Linked DNA regions of Homo sapiens: region 1 is linked to region 2. Evidence: chromatin loops called from intact Hi-C (ENCODE). Cell type or tissue: HepG2. All regions are shown on one strand. Links, peaks and the distances in the headings refer to the core of each region. The heading gives the core; the rest is flanking DNA.

What was found. A loop is a pair of places that touch in the nucleus more often than their neighbours do. Peaks named below come from ENCODE experiments on the same cell type or tissue, not always from the same donor. Only the 100,000 strongest peaks of a DNase experiment are listed, where the experiment ranks them.
Region 1: it touches region 2 in a loop (20-fold over the local background); 16 of 110 quality-filtered maps call a loop at or near these places.

What each region holds. Positions count from the first base shown.
Region 1 is chr12:11,086,200-11,096,398 of GRCh38, reverse strand. All of the region lies in intron 1 of PRH1-TAS2R14 (PRH1-TAS2R14 readthrough), which reads left to right. TAS2R43 (taste 2 receptor member 43) reads left to right here and starts at 4,086. Exons shown (of 1, transcript NM_176884.2): 1 at 4,086-5,112. The coding sequence starts at 4,170. The coding sequence ends at 5,099. All of the region lies in intron 1 of PRH1-PRR4 (PRH1-PRR4 readthrough), which reads left to right. It also overlaps a transcript of PRH1 not described here. In HepG2, for the core only: no CTCF peak of the experiment used is centred there; no DNase peak of the experiment used is centred there.
Region 2 is chr12:11,024,581-11,034,779 of GRCh38, reverse strand. The region is part of intron 3 of PRH1-TAS2R14 (PRH1-TAS2R14 readthrough); the gene reads left to right. TAS2R31 (taste 2 receptor member 31) reads left to right here and starts at 3,373. Exons shown (of 1, transcript NM_176885.2): 1 at 3,373-4,393. The coding sequence starts at 3,445. The coding sequence ends at 4,374. The region is part of intron 3 of PRH1-PRR4 (PRH1-PRR4 readthrough); the gene reads left to right. It also overlaps a transcript of PRH1 not described here. In HepG2, for the core only: no CTCF peak of the experiment used is centred there; no DNase peak of the experiment used is centred there.

The DNA of each region.
Region 1 (10,199 bases), core at 1,216-9,215, 61 kb before region 2:
AGTTCATTTCTACCTCTAAAACAATAAGACAAAAAAAAGGGTCATCAATTTTGAGAATCCAATAGCGTTAACAACCAGTTAAACATAAGAAAGAATTAGTGAATTGGAAGATAACTACCCAGAATGAAGCATAAAGAGATCAAGAGGTAGAAAATATAAGGCTAGAGGGCCACAGACAGTGAAGCTACAATCAGAACAACTAACATACTTCTGCAGTTCCAGAAGATTAGAAGAGAGCAAATGGGGCAGAAGCAATGTGGAGATTTTTCCAAAAGTGATAAAGTATATCAGTTCATATATTTTTAGAAACTATCAGACTTCAGACACGATAACTAAAACCAAATTAACATAAAATGACAGGACATCAAAGACCAATAGAAAACCTGAAAAGTAACTAGAGGAAAAGATAGATTATGTTAAAGGGAATAACTGTCTAAACGACAAGCTGATTTTCAACAGACAAAAATAAAGCTAGAGTTCAATGGATTCATGTCTTCAGTGTATTTCAAAAGTAGAATAGATCTTGATAAACAGAAATTTAAAATATATCTTTTCAGATAAAAGAAAAATTATTATTATTATTATTTTTGTTGGTAGAGTTGGATTCTCACTCTGTTGTCCACGCTGGAGTTCAGTGGTAGGATCATGGCTTACTGCAGTCTGGAACTCCTGGGCTCAAACCATCCTCCCACCTCAGCCTTGTGAGTAGCTTCACTATGCCTGACTAACTTTTTCATTCATTGTAGAGGCAGTTTTGCTGTGTTGCACAGGCTGGTCTTGAACTCCTGGGTGCTCCTGCCCCAGCCTTACAAAATGTTGGGATTATGGGTGTGAGCTACCCTGCCTGGCCAATAAAGGGTCTTATTGAAAATATTAAGTTGAATATGCAAGAAGGAATACAAATTAATGAAAGTGGTAAATATGTGCATAATTCTAAATGAATGTTTAGAAAATAATAATGTCTTGTTGGGGTAATTATACAATTGATAAGACATATGCAAATGGCAAAAAATAGAATGGAGGTAAAGGTGACAGGAGTAAGTTTAGTTAAATTATTTTCTGAACTTTTCTATGTCTATGAGGAGATTTTGAACAATGATAATATAATTCTACTCATAGGTATATATGCAAAGGAATTGTATCAAATGATATATGAAAGAATGTTCTAGTAGAATTATTCATAACTGTTCAAAAAAGAAACTGGCCAAATACATATTAAGGTTGGATGAATCATTACAGTAATTCCATGCAATGGAACAATATAGAGAAGTGAAAAAAAATCACATGTGCTTGCAACTATGTGACTAAATTTCAGAAACATAATGTTGAGTTCAGGAAGCCACAAACAAGAGGAACATGTAGGATTGCACCTATACAGCGTTCAAAGTAGGCTAGACCAAGCGATGGAGTTTAGGGTTGCATACCTAGTTGGTAAAGTATGAAGAAAATTGAGGAAATAACCATTATAAATTATGGATATTGCTTATATCAGGAGATGCGAAGAAGGGTTTAGGGACTTGGAAAGTGGAATGGAGGTGGATCTAGCCTGTTTTAGGTGTTCCTTGTCTTGCCCTTCATCATAGTTACTTGAGTGTTTATGATACACTGTGGAATTTCCCAGTTTTGTATTGGTTCATTTCTAAGTGCGCATTATAACTTTAATATACAAATTTGTAATTAGGAGAAATATAGAAATTATTATTACTCATCTCATTATATACCGAAGGGAAATATCAAATATTTGTATACATTCTTACACAATTCTAAGATAGTTGAAATAGGAACTTTCTTATTTAGTTGCAACATAAGAAAATTTGAGATGATGTTATCTGCCACCCCCAGATCTTTCCAAAGGATTTCTTCTAGCCTTAATTATCCATCTCACAGGACAAACCTTTGCCATTCCCCATCTATTTTTTCTTTTGGCTCCTGAATTCCTGACACAACAAGGATGTACATATTTCCCACACTCTTGGTTTAGCAGAGTTCTTTTATCAGTTATGTTTTTGTGCAGGAGAAAACCCTCCAAACCTACATTAGATATTTATATCTCACATGTCGTTTGACGTCGGGTTTTTTTTTTTTTTTTTTTTTTTTTTGACAGAGTCTTGGTCTGTCACTCAGGCTGGGGTGCAGTGGCGTGATCTCAGTTTACTGCAACCTCCGCCTCCGGGGTTCACGCCATTCTCCTGCCTCAGCCTCCTGAGTAGCTGGGGCTACAGGCCCACACCACCATGCCCTGCTAATTTTTGTATTTTTAGTAGAGACGGGGTTTCACCATGTTGGCCAGGATGGTCTCCATCTCTTGACCTCATAATCTGCCTTCCTCAGCCTTGCCTGCACTGGACCTGGATTTTATTTTTCTAAGCCAGGTTTGGTGGATGGCTGTCGTGATTTGAGATGGGCCAAATTCTGCATCTTGGAGGACGTTAGAGTTTTGCCAATTTAGTCTGGATCAGGTGGCGGCAATCTGACTTCAATAGTTTCTCATTCTTCTTCTGGGAACAGTGTACTAGCCAGGCGATATTCTCATGGTAAATGGAAAGAGGAAGAATCCCCAGTATGGAAGCCATCTCAAATCTCTATGGAAAGAGGAAGAATCCCCAGTATGGAAGCCATCTCAAATCTCTATGCAAACTGTAGTAATTTTTTGTTTATCAAAATAAGTGAAATGATTGAATTCCAAGTTCAGGGGTAAGGTAGTCAGTCTTCCTGTGATAGGAGGATACTGCAGGATTCTATATCAAAGGGTCTGGTACTCAGGAATTGTTATAAAATTGCTAAATATTTTGTATAATAATAAATATTTAAACATTAGACTTGAGACGAACTTTACCAAGTCCTAAGAATTAGAGATATGTTTGATAAATAAATATTATTCATGGGCTGAAAACCCGGGAAAATAGGACTAATTTCATCTGCACAGCCTCTTGGAAACTCATTTTTTATTTTGGAAATTACAAGAAAATAATTTGTTCCATTCATAAGTGGTGTGCACGTGTGTATTTGTGTGCATATTTATGAGTTTGTGAATAATGAAGTTATACGAAAGTATTAGCAGCAACCAGATCTTATGGAGGATTGGCCTGCCTGTGGTTCTCAAGAAAATCTGAGATGCCTTTGATAAAAGCAGTTAGGATTCTGTGTATTTAAATCTGTGATTTAAAAAAGTCCGCATTGGTGATGATCTTAGTTATGACCAAGCTCCCTTTGAGAATTTAGACATTTACTGGATGATATATATATTAAGTTACAAAACTTCCCTAACAACTGAAGTCACTAAAGATAAATGATGGAGAGTTTACACAAGGAAAAATTGCAAACACTGAAAGTGAATATGTCCCTATTTGCATACTAGCAAATGAGGATTCAGGTCTCACGTCAATTTCAGTGTGAATAATTCCAGCCTATAACAAGAACAGACAGTGAATGAATGAGTTAATTTGAGTTGTTTGAAAATAGGAATGTTTTCCATAAAGAGATCATTGAACTCATCAGTTAACATGCCATGGTTATTTCTGGCTTGACACTGGTCACAACAATTAAAAGTAAAAAGAATGTCACAGCACATTCACAAATCAGGTGCATATAGAATTTAAGGTCAGGATATTCAAGCAATCACACCCAGTTTTATTAGATTGAGAGATGAAGCCAGCTATACTTCCTGAATCTTGTGGGGACTTGGAGAACGTTTCTGAAGCTAGCAAGGGGATTGTAAAATGCACCAATCAGCGCACTGTAAAACCACAGCAATCAGCGCTCTGTAGCTAGCAAGAGGATTGTAAAATGCACCAATCGCTCTAAAATGCACCAATCAACAGGATCCTAAAAGTAGCCAGTCGGAGGGAGGATTGATAAAAGGGCACTCTGATAGGACAAAAAAGGAAAATGGGAGGGGACAAATAAGGGAATAAAAGCTCATGGCTTCAGCCAGCCGCGGCAACCTACCTGGGTTGCCTTTCACTCTGTGGAAGCTTTGTCCTTTCTCTCTTCTCAATAAACCTTGCTGTTGCTCACTCTTTGGGTCCACACCATCTTTAAGAGCAGCAACACTCACCGTGAAGGTCAGTGGCTCCCTTTTGAAGTCAGCGAGACCACGAACCCACCTGCAGGAACCAATTCCGGACACAACACCAGCATTTAAAAAAATTTTTTTTGTCTGTTCAGACATGATAACTTTTCTACCCATCATTTTTTCCAGTCTGGTAGTGGTTACATTTGTTATTGGAAATTTTGCTAATGGCTTCATAGCACTGGTAAATTCCATTGAGTGGTTCAAGAGACAAAAGATCTCCTTTGCTGACCAAATTCTCACTGCTCTGGCGGTCTCCAGAGTTGGTTTGCTCTGGGTATTATTATTAAACTGGTATTCAACTGTGTTGAATCCAGCTTTTAATAGTGTAGAAGTAAGAACTACTGCTTATAATATCTGGGCAGTGATCAACCATTTCAGCAACTGGCTTGCTACTACCCTCAGCATATTTTATTTGCTCAAGATTGCCAATTTCTCCAACTTTATTTTTCTTCACTTAAAGAGGAGAGTTAAGAGTGTCATTCTGGTGATGTTGTTGGGGCCTTTGCTATTTTTGGCTTGTCATCTTTTTGTGATAAACATGAATGAGATTGTGCGGACAAAAGAATTTGAAGGAAACATGACTTGGAAGATCAAATTGAAGAGTGCAATGTACTTTTCAAATATGACTGTAACCATGGTAGCAAACTTAGTACCCTTCACTCTGACCCTACTATCTTTTATGCTGTTAATCTGTTCTTTGTGTAAACATCTCAAGAAGATGCAGCTCCATGGTAAAGGATCTCAAGATCCCAGCACCAAGGTCCACATAAAAGCTTTGCAAACTGTGATCTCCTTCCTCTTGTTATGTGCCATTTACTTTCTGTCCATAATGATATCAGTTTGGAGTTTTGGAAGTCTGGAAAACAAACCTGTCTTCATGTTCTGCAAAGCTATTAGATTCAGCTATCCTTCAATCCACCCATTCATCCTGATTTGGGGAAACAAGAAGCTAAAGCAGACTTTTCTTTCAGTTTTTTGGCAAATGAGGTACTGGGTGAAAGGAGAGAAGACTTCATCTCCATAGATTCACGAGAGGGGCATTGTGTATCTTCTAGCAGGAAACAAACTGGTGGTGTATGAAACATTTTATATTTCTTACTGGTTTTTCTATACTGTATGTGTATGAATAATTTCCAAACGTATACCTAGAAAAGTCTTTGACCCAATGGCAGTCTAGAAAATATATATATATATATATATATATATATGTGTGTGTGTGTGTGTGTATTTGTGTATGAAAACTTAACATTGACAACAACATGCTCTTTTCTGTTTTTTCATACAAACTGCCAAATTATACAAAATATGACAAAAACTTCTTAGAATTTTGAAGCCATGTTTATTTCATTCATGTATTTTTTATTTCATTTGTAGAATTTGCAATGTCTATTTATAATTATTAAGAAGTAAGAGCTTATCCCCGGAAAAATATTGCTCTTTTCTATTGTTATTTGAACCACAGGAATATACCACATTGTGCTTAGAATTCATTGCTTGAACCTCAAATTTATTGGATGGTAAGGTCATTCAATTCTAAATCAATAATGAGGATGTATCCTCGGTGTTTTATTCCATTATGAATTTCTATTTTATGTTTAGTAAAAAGCAATGAGAATTATTGTTAGAAAACAATGCACACAATAGAATTTGAGTGAGAAGCATATGCAGAGTAAATTTAATGTATGTCTACCATAAGCGGTACTGAGGAATATTAGATTTCATATGTGAATAGCTTAGGAAAAAATTCCTTCTCTAATAAAGGGATGAAACATCATGATCATGATCTTGATTGGTATCATCAGTTATGCATATGCAGTTAGAAACGTCATTTCTTCCGCTTTTGAATTAAAGAAAATCTGTTTTTGAAGTTGAGATCTCATGTAAATTATTTTAGTATTCTTTCTAAAGCACTTTTAAGCCCCTGATTTGCTAATTATATCCTTACCTTCCGTTTGTAAAATTCCTTCTAAACTTCAGATAAGAGAACTCAAATCCTCTCTTTTTGAAAAATAAAATCAATGTAAATATAGTATAGAAATTGTGGAAAATATTTCAGTCAAACTTTTTGTAAATGTTAAAATAGTATCTGTGAACCCTATGTATTAATTATGGGATGAGCCGTAACTTTGTAATTTTGTCATCAATGATGAAATGAAAGGGTGTTGACATATTCTTTAATAGGAAGTTCTATTATAAGAAAGAAATGTACAGTCCTGTTCACAGCTAAATTCTATTACGTTCATTAATACTTTAATGAACAAATAAATGGGTGGCTAAAATGGGTAAGCTGATGTGGTAAACCAATGAAAAGGAAACTCATCACAAAATCTGCAGTTGCATGAATTCCCCTGTTCCGGTCTCAGGTTAAGATTACAGGCTTATCCAAGCAGAATCCTTCCTCTAAGGAAAAGTTTGGCTATTCCACAATTTTAGGGGAAATATCACAATAATATAGTCTTGATGCAGCTGTATCAGGTGTCTGAGTTGGAGACAAGGTAGAACATCAAAATTAGATGGCACCTATTACAATAGTTTGAAAAATCATATAAACAACTTTGGTCTATTTGAATTTTTTTTCTATTGTGAATTATATATTTGTATTATGATATTTTCTAGTTGACTATTTAAATAAAATGGCATTTCATTTCAAAAAATTGAGTTAGTAACCAGCTACTTTACCAAAATGTTTTTAATGTAATACCTGTTATTAAAGTGCTAACATTTATTTAGAAGTCAAATTCAAGACAAAAATGGCAAGGACGTGTGGAAATTGAGACAGGAAGAAATGTGAAACAATGTGTGGTGATGTCTGGTATGGCTCTGCTGGCAGCCACTTCACAGTGAGGTGAGAGAGACAGCATGACGGTCATCAGATGCGTGTACTTGGCTTCCAGCACTTTTTCCAGAAGGGCTACAGGGGGAAACCACAGCTGGCATTAGTCCGTGGAAGTGAGAGAGGAGGGAGAATGTATCTGCTCGGCTGTCATTAGTCTTCTATTTCTTATTGGTCAGGGTTTCCTTGAGGCAGAACTATCATCTCTGTTGTTCTGTCTTCCATCATCCAGTCCCTTGGTGGTGGTCATGAAAGTCATACCTTATGCCCACAGTGTGGTGATGCATTCAAGTCCCAAATGGAATGATGACCTGGATCGGGCAAGGTACTAGCCAGGGGAATAGGACATAGTGAAGGGAATCTAAGAAAGCACATGTTTGTGTCCAATACCATCACTCCTTGTGCCACTGAGGCGTGCTCATACCCTCCAGTCATGGCTGGCTTTATGAGCATATGACGTCCACAGTTGCATAGGGTTTTGTGCTTATAGGGACTTGTGTTTAGAGGGACTCTATGCTTGGATTAATGTTCTCCACTTGCTGTTTTGTTTTTCACACAGAGGATACTCCTCTGCTGAAGAGGGAATGTTCTTGCACTAATTCCATAGGGATTTGCTCTCCTGTCTCCTACAGGCTTGTCAGAGACATGCACAGAGTCCTATAATGACCACTATGTATGTTTCTAGCATCTTTGAATCCTGCTGGATCATCTGGCACAGTGGCCAGAGCAGCTTGGAGCAGAGTCCATATCTTCTGTAGAGCCCACTTTTGTTCTGGATTCTGCTTGAGACCAGTAGCCTGGGAAACTTCATTAATGAGTCAGAGCTATATTCTCAAATGTGGAATATGTTGTCTCCAAAATCCCAATAGGCCCCCAAAATACTGGGTCTCTTTTGTAGTGATAGGAAATTTATAGAGAGAGCAACATGCCATATACTGTAAAAAAGATTGTTTCAACGTGTGGTCTAGGGACACTGAATGCTTTAAAACATCACCTATGCTGTAGGTCCCTGAATCTTCTCAGGTTGATTTCTTTTCTTCTGGTATTTTACTTCCATTCATCGTTAGAGTATTTTACTATAGTTAAGAAACTTGCCACTTCCTGATTATTGTACCAAGTAATATATTATTATTATTATTGCTATTATTTTGAGACAGGGTCTCATTCTGTCCCTGAGGCTGGAGTTCAGTGGCAGGATCACAGCTCATTACAGCCTCAACCTTCTGGGCTCAAGTGATTCCCCCACCTCTGCATTGCTAGCAGCTGGGACTGCAGGGGCACAACATCACGCCTGGCTAATTTTTGTATTTTCTGTAGGGCTAGGATTTCACCGTGTTACCCAGGCTGGTCTCAAACTCCTGGGCTCAAATGATCTTCCCGTGTCGGCCTCCTAAAATGATGGCATTACAGTCATGTGCCACAGGGCCTGGTCTGTAATATTATTAATATATTAAATAATCACGATGTTTTAAAAAATGTAAATTAAACTGAGAACAGAAGTGACATAGCCATGATATAAAACAGTGACAGTGTTATTATTATTATAAAACGAGGCAAATTGTTTTGATTTTTCCTCATAATGGGTGTAGATTAAGAACCATTCACCAAATCACAAGCCCGGTAAAAAGTACCAGAAGCTCTGCTCTGCTTAGTGAAGACAGCACATCCTGGAAAGCATTTGTGAGTGTTTATTTAAGTTCATGGTAGTCTGCATTGATTCTGTAATCCATCTGGTTTTGGTAGAGGCCAGATAGGTTAAGTGAATCAGGTTATAGAAAGGACTACCATCCCCTGTAACTTGCAAGTGTTTTGTCATGGCAGTGACCAGTTCCATTCCTTAGGGAATGCGGTTATTATATTTTGTACATTGTGTTGCCAGTAGAGGAGAATTTCAGAGGCTTCCCTTTGGTCCTGCTATAATAATGTCCCTTACTCCACAGTTCACGAATAATGTGAGTGTCCTGCCAGCTGCCATGCATATCCATTTCAGTTACACTTTCAGGAAGAGGTAATAACTACAAACTGATTAGCTCCACCTTGGGATGGACATGAGCCAAAGCTCTAGGTAGCATCTGACCTTCAGAAACTCTCAATGCAGGCTGGATGTCATGGCTCATGCCTGTAGTCCTACTACTTTGGGAGGCCAAGGTGGGAGGACCCCTTGAGAGCAGGAGTTCCCTTTGCAACATATGGAAACTCCATCTCTACAAAAAATTTAAAAAATTAGCTGGCATGTTGGTGCATGCCTATAGTCCCAAATACTTGGGAAGCTGAGGCAGGAGGATTGCTTGAGCCCAGGAGTTCAAGGCTGCAGTGGGCTATGATTGTGCCACTGTACTCCAGCTTGGGTAACAGAGGGAGACTGTGTCTCAGAAGAAAAAAAAAAAACAAGTTTAACTTCTCACTGGTATCTTAAATATCAAGTAAAACAGTATCGAATCGATAATGAACAATCTTTGGTTCCTGCCTATAAGAGGTAAACTTGAAAGTAGTAATACAAATAGTATATTAACTCCTAACAAAATTAACCAAAGACAGTTGTATTTTCATCGCCCTTTGTTGGTGGTGGTGGTGTTTTTGAGATGGAGTTTGCACGGTCTCCCCACTGGAGTGGAGTGGCATGATCTCAACTAACTACAACCCCCCACTCCTGGGTTCCAATGATTTTTCTGCCACAGCCACCTGAGTAGCTGGGATTTTATGCATGTGCCACCACACCTGGCTACTTTTTGTATTTTTAGTGGAGACAGGGTTTCACCGTGTTGGCCATGCTGGTTTCAAACTCCTGACCTCAGGTGATGCACCTGCCTCAGCCTCCCAAAGTGCTGGGATTACAGGCCTGAGCCACCGCACCCGGCCTATCGTCTCCTTTTTATAGGTAATTATACTGAGGCAGGCAGTAGTTGTAAAATGGAGTCTCACATCATAGTTATATGAAGCAGGGAATCTGGTTTCCTGTCTTGGCAGTCTGACTTCAAGATCCCCTCTTAGAAACCATTATACTATAAAAACTGAAAAGAAATAAAATCCAAGATTGGAGACTGATTTTAACATCTATTTTAAACCATTTCATAATCAAAAATAAATTAAATAGGGAAAAATAAACCTGAATATTCATACACAGAGAAGTGTAGACTCTTCAATGGAACACGTTTTTTAAGTGTCCGAGGAATAGTTATAAAATTGCTGAATATTTTCATTAAATAACTAAGATTTAAGTATTAGACTCAAGAGAAAAACTTAGTCAAAGGCCTAAGCATGAGACATTAAGCTTGATAAACATTGAAAATG
Region 2 (10,199 bases), core at 694-8,693:
GAGTAGCTTCACTATGCCTGACTAACTTTTTCATTCATTGTAGAGGCAGTTTTACTGTGTTGCACAGGCTGGTCTTGAACTCCTGGGTGCTCCTGCCCCAGCCTTACAAAATGTTGGGATTATGGGTGTGAGCTACCCTGCCTGGCCAATAAAGGGTCTTATTGAAAATATTAAGTTGAATATGCAAGAAGGAATACAAATTAATGAAAGTGGTAAATATGTGCATAATTCTAAATGAATGTTTAGAAAATAATAATGTCTTGTTGGGGTAATTATACAATTGATAAGACATATGCAAATGGCAAAAAATAGAATGGAGGTAAAGGTGACAGGAGTAAGTTTAGTTAAATTATTTTCTGAACTTTTCTATGTCTATGAGGAGATTTTGAACAATGATAATATAATTCTACTCATAGGTATATATGCAAAGGAATTGTATCAAATGATATATGAAAGAATGTTCTAGTAGAATTATTCATAACTGTTCAAAAAAGAAACTGGCCAAATACATATTAAGGTTGGATGAATCATTACAGTAATTCCATGCAATGGAACAATATAGAGAAGTGAAAAAAAATCACATGTGCTTGCAACTATGTGACTAAATTTCAGAAACATAATGTTGAGTTCAGGAAGCCACAAACAAGAGGAACATGTAGGATTGCACCTATACAGCGTTCAAAGTAGGCTAGACCAAGCGATGGAGTTTAGGGTTGCATACCTAGTTGGTAAAGTATGAAGAAAATTGAGGAAATAACCATTATAAATTATGGATATTGCTTATATCAGGAGATGCGAAGAAGGGTTTAGGGACTTGGAAAGTGGAATGGAGGTGGATCTAGCCTGTTTTAGGTGTTCCTTGTCTTGCCCTGCATCATGGTTACTTGAGTGTTTATGATACACTGTGGTATTTCCCATTTTTGTATTGGTTCATTTCTAAGTGCGCATTATAACTTTAATATACAAATTTGTAATTAGGAGAAATATCTCATAGAAATTATTATTACTCGTCTCATTATATACTGAAGGGAAATATCAATTATTTGTATACATTCCTATACAACTCTAAGATAGTTGAAATAGGAACTTTCTTATTTAGTTGCAACATGAGGAAATTTGAGATGATGTTATCTGCCACCCCCAGATCTTTCCAAAGGATTTCTTCTAGCCTTAATTATCGACCTCACAGGACAAACCTTTGCCATTCCCCATCTATTTTTTCTTTCGGCTCCTGAATTCCTGACACAACAAGGTTGTACATATTTCCCACACTCTTGGTTTAAGAGTTCTTTTATCAGTTATGTTTCTCTGCAGGAGAAGACCCTTCAAAACTACATTAGATATTTATATCTCACATGTCGTTTGATGTTGGTTTTTTGTTTTGTTTTGTTTTGTTTTGTTTTGTTTTGTTTTTTGACAGAGTCTTGCTGTGTCGCCCAGGCTGGAGTGCAGTGGCATAATCTCAGTTCACTGCAACCTCCGCCTCCCGGGTTCATGCCATTCTCCTGCCTCAGCCTCCCGAGTAGCTGGGAATACAGGTGCACACCACCATGCCCTGCTAATTTTTGTATTTTTAGTAGAGATGGGGTTTCACCATGTTGGCCAGGATGGTCTCCATCTCTTGACCTCGTAATCTGCCTTCCTCAACCTCGCCTGCGCTGGGCCTGGATTTTATTTTTCTAAGCTGGGTTTGGTGGATGGCTGTGGTGATTTGAGATGGGCCAAATTCTACATCTTGGAGGACGTTAGAGTTTTGCCAATTTAATCTGGATCAGGTGGCAGCAATCTCACGTCATTAGTTTCTCATTCTTCTTCTGGGAACAGTGTACTAGATAGGCCATACTCTTATGGTAAATGGAAAGAAGAAGAATCCCCAGTATGGAAGCCATCTCAAATCTCTATGCAAACTGTAGTAATTTTCTGTTTATCAAAGTAAGTGAAATGATTGAACTCCAAGTTCAGGGGCAAGGTAGTCAGTCTTCCTGTGATAGGATACTGCAGGATTATATATCAAAGGGTCTGGTACTGAGGAATTCTTATAAAATTGCTAAATATTTTTTATAATAATATTTAAACATTAGACTTGAGAGAAACTTTACCAAGTCCTAAGAATTAGAGATAATGTTTTTGATAAATAAATATTATTCATGGGCTGAAAACCCTGAGTGGGAAAATAGGACTAATTTCATCTGCACAGCCTCTTGGAAACTCATTTTTTATTTTGGAAATTACAAGAAAATAATTTGTTCCATTCATAAGTGGTGTGCACATGTGTATATTTGTGTGCATATTTATGAGTTTGTGAATAATGAAGTTATACGAAAGTGTTAGCAGCAACCAGATCTTATGGAGTAGTGGCCTGCCTGTGGTTCTCAAGAAAATCTGAGATGCCTTTGATAAAAGCAGTTAGGATTCTGTGTATTTAAATCTGTGATTTAAAAAAGTCCGCATTGGTGATGATCTTAGTTATGACCAAGCTCCCTTTGAGAATTTAGATATTTACTATATGATATATATATTGAGTTACAAAACTTCCCTAACAACTGAAGTCACTAAAGATAAATGATGGAGAGGTTACACAAGGAAAAATTGCAAACACTGAAAGTGAATATGTCCCTATTTGCGTACTAGCAAATGAGGATTCAGGTTTCACGTCAATTTCAGTGTGAATAATTCCAGCCTATAACAAGAACAGACAGTGAATGAATGAGTTAATTTGAGTTGTTTGAAAATAAGAATGTTTTCCATAAAGAGATCATTGAACTCATCAGTTAACATGCCATGGTTATTTCTGGCTTGACACTGGTCACAACAATTAAAAGTAAAAAGAATGTCACAGCACATTCACAAATCAGGTGCATATAGAATTTAAGGTCAGGATATTCAAGCAATCACACCCAGTTATATTACATTGAGAGATGAAGCGAGCTATACTTTCTGAATCGAGTGGGGACTTGGAGAACGTTTCTGTAGCTAGCAAGGGGATTGTAAAATGCACCAAACAGTGCACTGTAAAACCACAGCAATCAGCGCTCTGTAGCTAGCAAGAGGATTGTAAAATGCACCAATCGCTCTAAAATACACCAAGCAACAGGATCCTAAAAGTAGCCAATGGCAGGGAGGATTGAAAAAAGGGCACTCTGATAGGACAAAAAAAGGAAAATGGGAGGGGACAAATAAGGGAATAAAAGCTCATGGCTTCAGCCAGCAGCAGCAACCTGCCTGGGTCGCCTTCCTCCCGGTGGAAGCTTTGTCCTTTCTCTCTTCTCAATAAACCTTGCTGTTGCTCACTCTTTGGGTCCATGCCATCTTTAAGAGCAGCAACACTCACCGTGAAGGTCGGTGGCTCCATTTTTGAAGTCAGGGAGACCACGAACCCACCTGCAGGAACCAACTCCGGACACAACACCAGCATTAAAACAATTTTTTTTTGTCTGTTCAGACATGACAACTTTTATACCCATCATTTTTTCCAGTGTGGTAGTGGTTCTATTTGTTATTGGAAATTTTGCTAATGGCTTCATAGCATTGGTAAATTCCATTGAGCGGGTCAAGAGACAAAAGATCTCTTTTGCTGACCAGATTCTCACTGCTCTGGCGGTCTCCAGAGTTGGTTTGCTCTGGGTATTATTATTAAATTGGTATTCAACTGTGTTTAATCCAGCTTTTTATAGTGTAGAAGTAAGAACTACTGCTTATAATGTCTGGGCAGTAACCGGCCATTTCAGCAACTGGCTTGCTACTAGCCTCAGCATATTTTATTTGCTCAAGATTGCCAATTTCTCCAACCTTATTTTTCTTCACTTAAAGAGGAGAGTTAAGAGTGTCATTCTGGTGATGCTGTTGGGGCCTTTACTATTTTTGGCTTGTCAACTTTTTGTGATAAACATGAAAGAGATTGTACGGACAAAAGAATATGAAGGAAACTTGACTTGGAAGATCAAATTGAGGAGTGCAGTGTACCTTTCAGATGCGACTGTAACCACGCTAGGAAACTTAGTGCCCTTCACTCTGACCCTGCTATGTTTTTTGCTGTTAATCTGTTCTCTGTGTAAACATCTCAAGAAGATGCAGCTCCATGGTAAAGGATCTCAAGATCCCAGCACCAAGGTCCACATAAAAGCTTTGCAAACTGTGATCTTTTTCCTCTTGTTATGTGCCGTTTACTTTCTGTCCATAATGATATCAGTTTGGAGTTTTGGGAGTCTGGAAAACAAACCTGTCTTCATGTTCTGCAAAGCTATTAGATTCAGCTATCCTTCAATCCACCCATTCATCCTGATTTGGGGAAACAAGAAGCTAAAGCAGACTTTTCTTTCAGTTTTGCGGCAAGTGAGGTACTGGGTGAAAGGAGAGAAGCCTTCATCTCCATAGATTCATGAGAGGGGCATTGTGTGTCTTCTAGCAGAAAACAAACTGGTGGTGTATGAAACATTTTATATTTCTTACTGGTTTTTCTATACTGTATGTGTATGAATAATTTCCCAACGTATACCTAGAAAAGCCTTTGACCTAATATTAGTCTAGAAAAAAAAATATATATATGTGTGTGTTTATGTGTGTATGAAAACTTAAGAACATTGACAATAACATGCTCTTTTCTGTTTTTTTCATACAAACTGCCAAATTATACAAAATATGACAAAAATTTCTTAGAATTTTGAAGCCATGTATATTTCATTCATGTATTTTATATTTCATTTGTAGAATTTATGATGTCTATTTATAATTATTAAGAAGTAACAGCTTATCCCAGGATAAATATTGCTCTTTTCTATTGTTATTTGAACCACAGGAATACACCACATTGTGCTTAGAATTCATTGCTTGAACCTCGAATTTATTGGATGGTAAAGTCATTCAATTCTAAATCAATAATGAGGATGTATCTTTGGTGTTTTATTCCATTATGAATTTCTATTTTATGTTTAGTAAAAAGCAATGAGAATTATTGTTAGAAAAGAATGCACACAGTAGAATTTGAGTGAGAAGCATATGCAGAGTAAATTTAATGTATGTCTACCATAAGCGGTACTGAGGAATATTAGATTTCATATGTGAATAGCTTAGGAAAAAATCCCTTCTCTAATAAAGGGATGAAATATCATGATCATGATCTGGATTGGTATCATCAGTTATGCATATGCAGTTAGAAACGTCATTTCTTCCGCTTTTGAATTAAAGAAAAGCTGTTTTTGAAGTTGAGATCTCATGCAAATTATTTTAGTATTCTTTCTAAAGCACTTTTAAGCCCCTGAATTGCTAATTATATCCTTACCTTCCATTTATGAAATTCCTTCTAAACTTCAGATAAGAGAACTCAAATCCTCTCTTTTTGAAAAATAAAATCAATGTAAATATAATATATAAATTGTGGAAAATATTTCAGTCAAACTTTTTGTAAATGTTAAAAAAGTATCTATGAAATCTGTGTATTAATTATGAGATGAGCCTTAACGTTGTAATTTTGTCATCAATGATGAAATGAAAGGGTGTTGACATATTCTTTAATAGGAAGTTCTATTATAAGAAAGAAATGTACAGTCTTGTTCACAGCTAAATTCTACTTGACTGTATTAATTCTTGGTGTTATGAAATTTAAACAATGTGATTTAAACCTTAAGATGAATCATCCCCCCACCTGATTTGTGTATTTTTTTAATCATATATCTTCCTCAGTACAATGTAAGGACTGTAAAAAAAGAGATAATGTCTGTCTTGCTTTCTGTTGACTCCCAGGAACTCGAAACCAGCACCAAGAATAGATGGTCAAAAATGATACTTTAATGAACAAATAAATGGGTGGCTAAAATGGATAAGTTGATGTGGTAAACCAGTGAAAAGGAAACTCACACAAAATCTGCAGTTGCATGAATTCCCCTGTTCCAGTCTCAGGTTAAGATTACAGGCTTATCCAAGCAGAATCCTTCTCCTAAGGAAAAGTTTGGCTATTCCACAATTTTAGGGGAAATATGACAATAATATAGTCTTGATGCAGCTGTATCAGGTGTCTGAGTTGGAGACAAGGTAGAACACCAAAATTAGATGGCACCTATTATAATAGTTTGAAAAATCATATAAACAACTTTGGTCTATTTGAATATGTATTTTTTTCTATTGTCAATTATTTGTATTATGATATTTTCTAGTTGATTATTTAAACAAAAATGACATTTCATTTCAAAAAATTGAGTTAGTAACCAGCTACTTTACCAAAATGTTTTTAATGTAATACCTGTTATTGAAGTGCTACCATTTATTTAGAAGTCAAGTTCAAGACAAAAATGGCAAGGACGTGTGGAAATTGAGACCGGAACAAATGTGAAACAATGTGTGGTGATGTCTGGTATGACCCTGATGGCAGCCACTTCACAGTGAGGTGAGAGAGACAGCATGATGGTCATCAGATGCATGTACTTGGCTTCCAGCACTTTTCCAGAAGGGCTACAAGGGGAAACCACAGCTGGCATTAGTCCATGGAAGAGAGAGAGGAGGGAGAATGTATCTGCTCATCTGTCATTAGTCTTCTATTTCCTATTGGTCAGGGTTTCCTTGAGGCAGAACTATCATCTCTGCTGTTCTGTCTTACATCATCCAGTCCCTTGGTGGTGGTCATGAAAGTCAGACCTCATGCCCACAGTGTGGTGATGCATTCAAGTCCCAAATAGAAGGATGACCTGGATCAGGCAAGGTGCTGGCCAGGGGAATTGGACATAGTGAAGAGAATCTGAGAAAGCACATGTTTGTGTCCAGTACCGCCACTCCTTGTGCCACTGAGGCGTGCTCATACCCTCCAGTCATGGCTGGCTTTATGAGCATATGACGTCCACAGTTGCATAGGGTTTTGTGCTTATAGGGACTTGTGCTTAGAGGGACTCTATGCTTGGATTAATATTCTGCACTTGCTATTTTGTTTGTCAGACAGAGGATACTTGTCTGCTGAAGAGAGAATGGTCTTACACTAATTCCATAGGGATTTGCTCTCCCCTCTCCAACAGGCTTGTCAGAGACATGCACAGAGTCCTATAATGACCACTATGTATGTTCTAGCATCTTTGAATCCTGCTGGATCATCTGGCTCAGTGGCCAGAGCAGCTTGGAGCAGAGTCTATATCTTCTGTAGAGCCCTCATTTGTTCTGGATTCCACTTGAGACCAGCAGCCTGGGAAACTTCATTAATGAGTCAGAGCAATATTCTCAAATGTGGAATATGTTGTCTCCAAAATCCCAATAGGCCCCCAAAACATTGTGTCTCTTTTGTAGTGATAGGAAATTTATAGAGAGAGCAACATGCCATATACTGTAAAAAAGATTGTTTCAACGTGTGGTCTAGGGACACTGAATGCTTTAAAACATCACCTATGCTGTAGGTCCCTGAATCTTCTCAGGTTGATTTCTTTTCTTCTGGTATTTTACTTCCATTCATCGTTAGAGTATTTTACTATAGTTAAGAAACTTGCCACTTCCTGATTATTGTACCAAGTAATATATTATTATTATTATTGCTATTATTTTGAGACAGGGTCTCATTCTGTCCCTGAGGCTGGAGTTCAGTGGCAGGATCACAGCTCATTACAGCCTCAACCTTCTGGGCTCAAGTGATTCCCCCACCTCTGCATTGCTAGCAGCTGGGACTGCAGGGGCACAACATCACGCCTGGCTAATTTTTGTATTTTCTGTAGGGCTAGGATTTCACAGTGTTACCCAGGCTGGTCTCAAAATCCTGGGCTCAAATGATCTTCCCGTGTCGGCCTCCTAAAATGATGGGATTACAGTCATGTGCCACAGGGCCTGGTCTGTAATATTATTAATATATTAAATAATCACGATGTTTTAAAAAATGTAAATTAAACAGAAGTGACATAGCCGTGATATAAAACAGTGACACAGTGTTATTATTATGATACAAGGCAAATTGTTTTGATTTTTCCTCATAATGGGTGTAGATTAAGAACCATTCAGCAAATCACAAGCCCAGTAAAAAGTACCAGAAGCTCTGCTCTGCTTAGTGAAGACAGCACATCCTGGAAAGCATTTGTGAGTGTTGATTTAAGTTTCTGGTAGTCTGCATTCATTCTATAACCCGTCTGGTTTTGATAGAGGCCAGATAGGTTTAGTGAATCGGCTTATAGAAAGGACTACCATCCCCTGTAACTTTCAAGTGTTTTGTCACGGCACTGACCAGTTCCATTCCTTAGGGAATGCGGTTATTATATTTTATATATTTTGTTGCCAGTAGAGGAGAATTTCAGAGGCTTCCCTTTGGTCCTGCTATAATAATGTCCTTTACTCTACAGTTCACGAAGAATGTGAGTCCTGCCGGCTGCCATACATATCTATTTCAATTATACTTTCAGGAAGAGGTAGTAACTACAAACTGATTAGCTCCACCTTGGAATGGACATGAGCCGAAGCTCTAGGTAGTATCTGACCTTCAAAAACTCCCCCTGCAGGCTGGATGTGATGGCTCATGCCTGCAGTCCTAGCACTTTGGGAGGCGAAGGTGGGAGGATCCCTTGAGAGCAGGAGTTCCCTTCACAACATGTGGAAACTCCGTCTGTACAAAAAATTTAAAAAATTAGCTGGTGTGTTGGTGCATGCCTATAGTTCCAAATACTTGGGAAGCTGAGGCAGGAGGATTGCTTGAGCGCAGGAGTTCCAGGCTGCAGTGGACTATGATCCTGCCACTGTACTCCAGCTTGGGTAACAGAGGGAGACTGTGTCTCAGAAGAAGAAAAAAAAACAAGTATAAGTTCTCACCGGTATCTTAAACATCAAGTAAAACAGTATCGAGTAAAACAAAAAACTAAAAACTCCAAAAGTCAAAAACACTTTTAAAAAGAACATGGTGTTAAGAGTAGTTTGTTCAGTTTCCCCATAGAAAATGATTTATGGAAGGAGAATAAAAGATTATTCTGAACACTAAAACAATAAGACTGAAAAAATGAATTATCAATATTGAGAATCCAATAGACAGAGTTAACCAGTTGGATACAGTACAAGAGAGAATAAGTGAATTGGAAGATAGCTACACAGAATGAAGCATAGAAGGGAAGAGATGGAAATACACAGAGCTAGAGGGTAACACATTGATGCTACAGACAGAACACCTAACATACTTCTGGAGTTCTGTAAGATTAGAGGAGAGAAAATAGAGCAAGAGAAATGTTGCAAGGATTTTTCCAAAAGGTATAAAATGTATCCCTGAATATATTTTTAGTAATCTCAAACTTCAGGCATGATAACTAAAACCAAATTAACATAAAATAATACAGGACGCAAAAGACCAATAGAAAATCTGAAAAGTAGCTAGAGGTAGAAGATAGAGTATGTTGAAAAGAACTGTATTCTAAATACAACCTGATTTTAACAGAAAACATGGAAGCAGGAATTCAATGGATTAATGGGAATCATGTCTTCAATGTGTTTCCAAAGAGTAGTAGACCTTCATAAACAGAAATTGAAAATGATATTTTTCAGATAAAATAAAATTACTGAAAATACAAAGTTGAACACGCAAGGAGCATTACAAATTAATGACAATCCATGCTGGCTAACACGGTGAAACCCCGTCTCTACTAAAAATAAAAAAAAATTAGCCTGGCGTGGTGGCGGGCACCTGCAGTCCCAGCTACTCCGGAGGCTGAGGCAGGAGAATGGCTAAACCCGGAAGGCGGAGCTTTCAGTGAGCAGAGATCGTGCCACTGCACTCCAGCCTGGGTGACAGGGAGACTATGTCTCAAAAAAAAAAAAAAAAATTAATGACAATGAAAACTAAGTGTGTAATTCTAAATAAATGTTGACTATATAAAACAATAGTGTCTTCTTGGATTGAATGTATAATTGATAAGATATATGCAAATAGCAATAAAGAGGCTGGAGATAAAGGTAACAGGAATAAATTTAGTCAAACTGTGTTTTGGGCTTTTCTATGTCTGTGAGAAGAATTTGAACATCATAATCAAGGACCCTGTAATTCTACACCCAGATATATATACACAGAGGAATTGTAGCAAATGATATGTGAAAGAATGTTCATTGTAGCATTATTCATAAAAGCTCAAAAAATAAGCTGTCCAAATATATATCAAATAAGGATGGATAAATAATTACAGTAAAATCAAAAAATGAAAAAAATATAGAGAAGTGAAAAGATATGGATCACATGTACATGCAATGATGGGGTTAAATTTTGGATA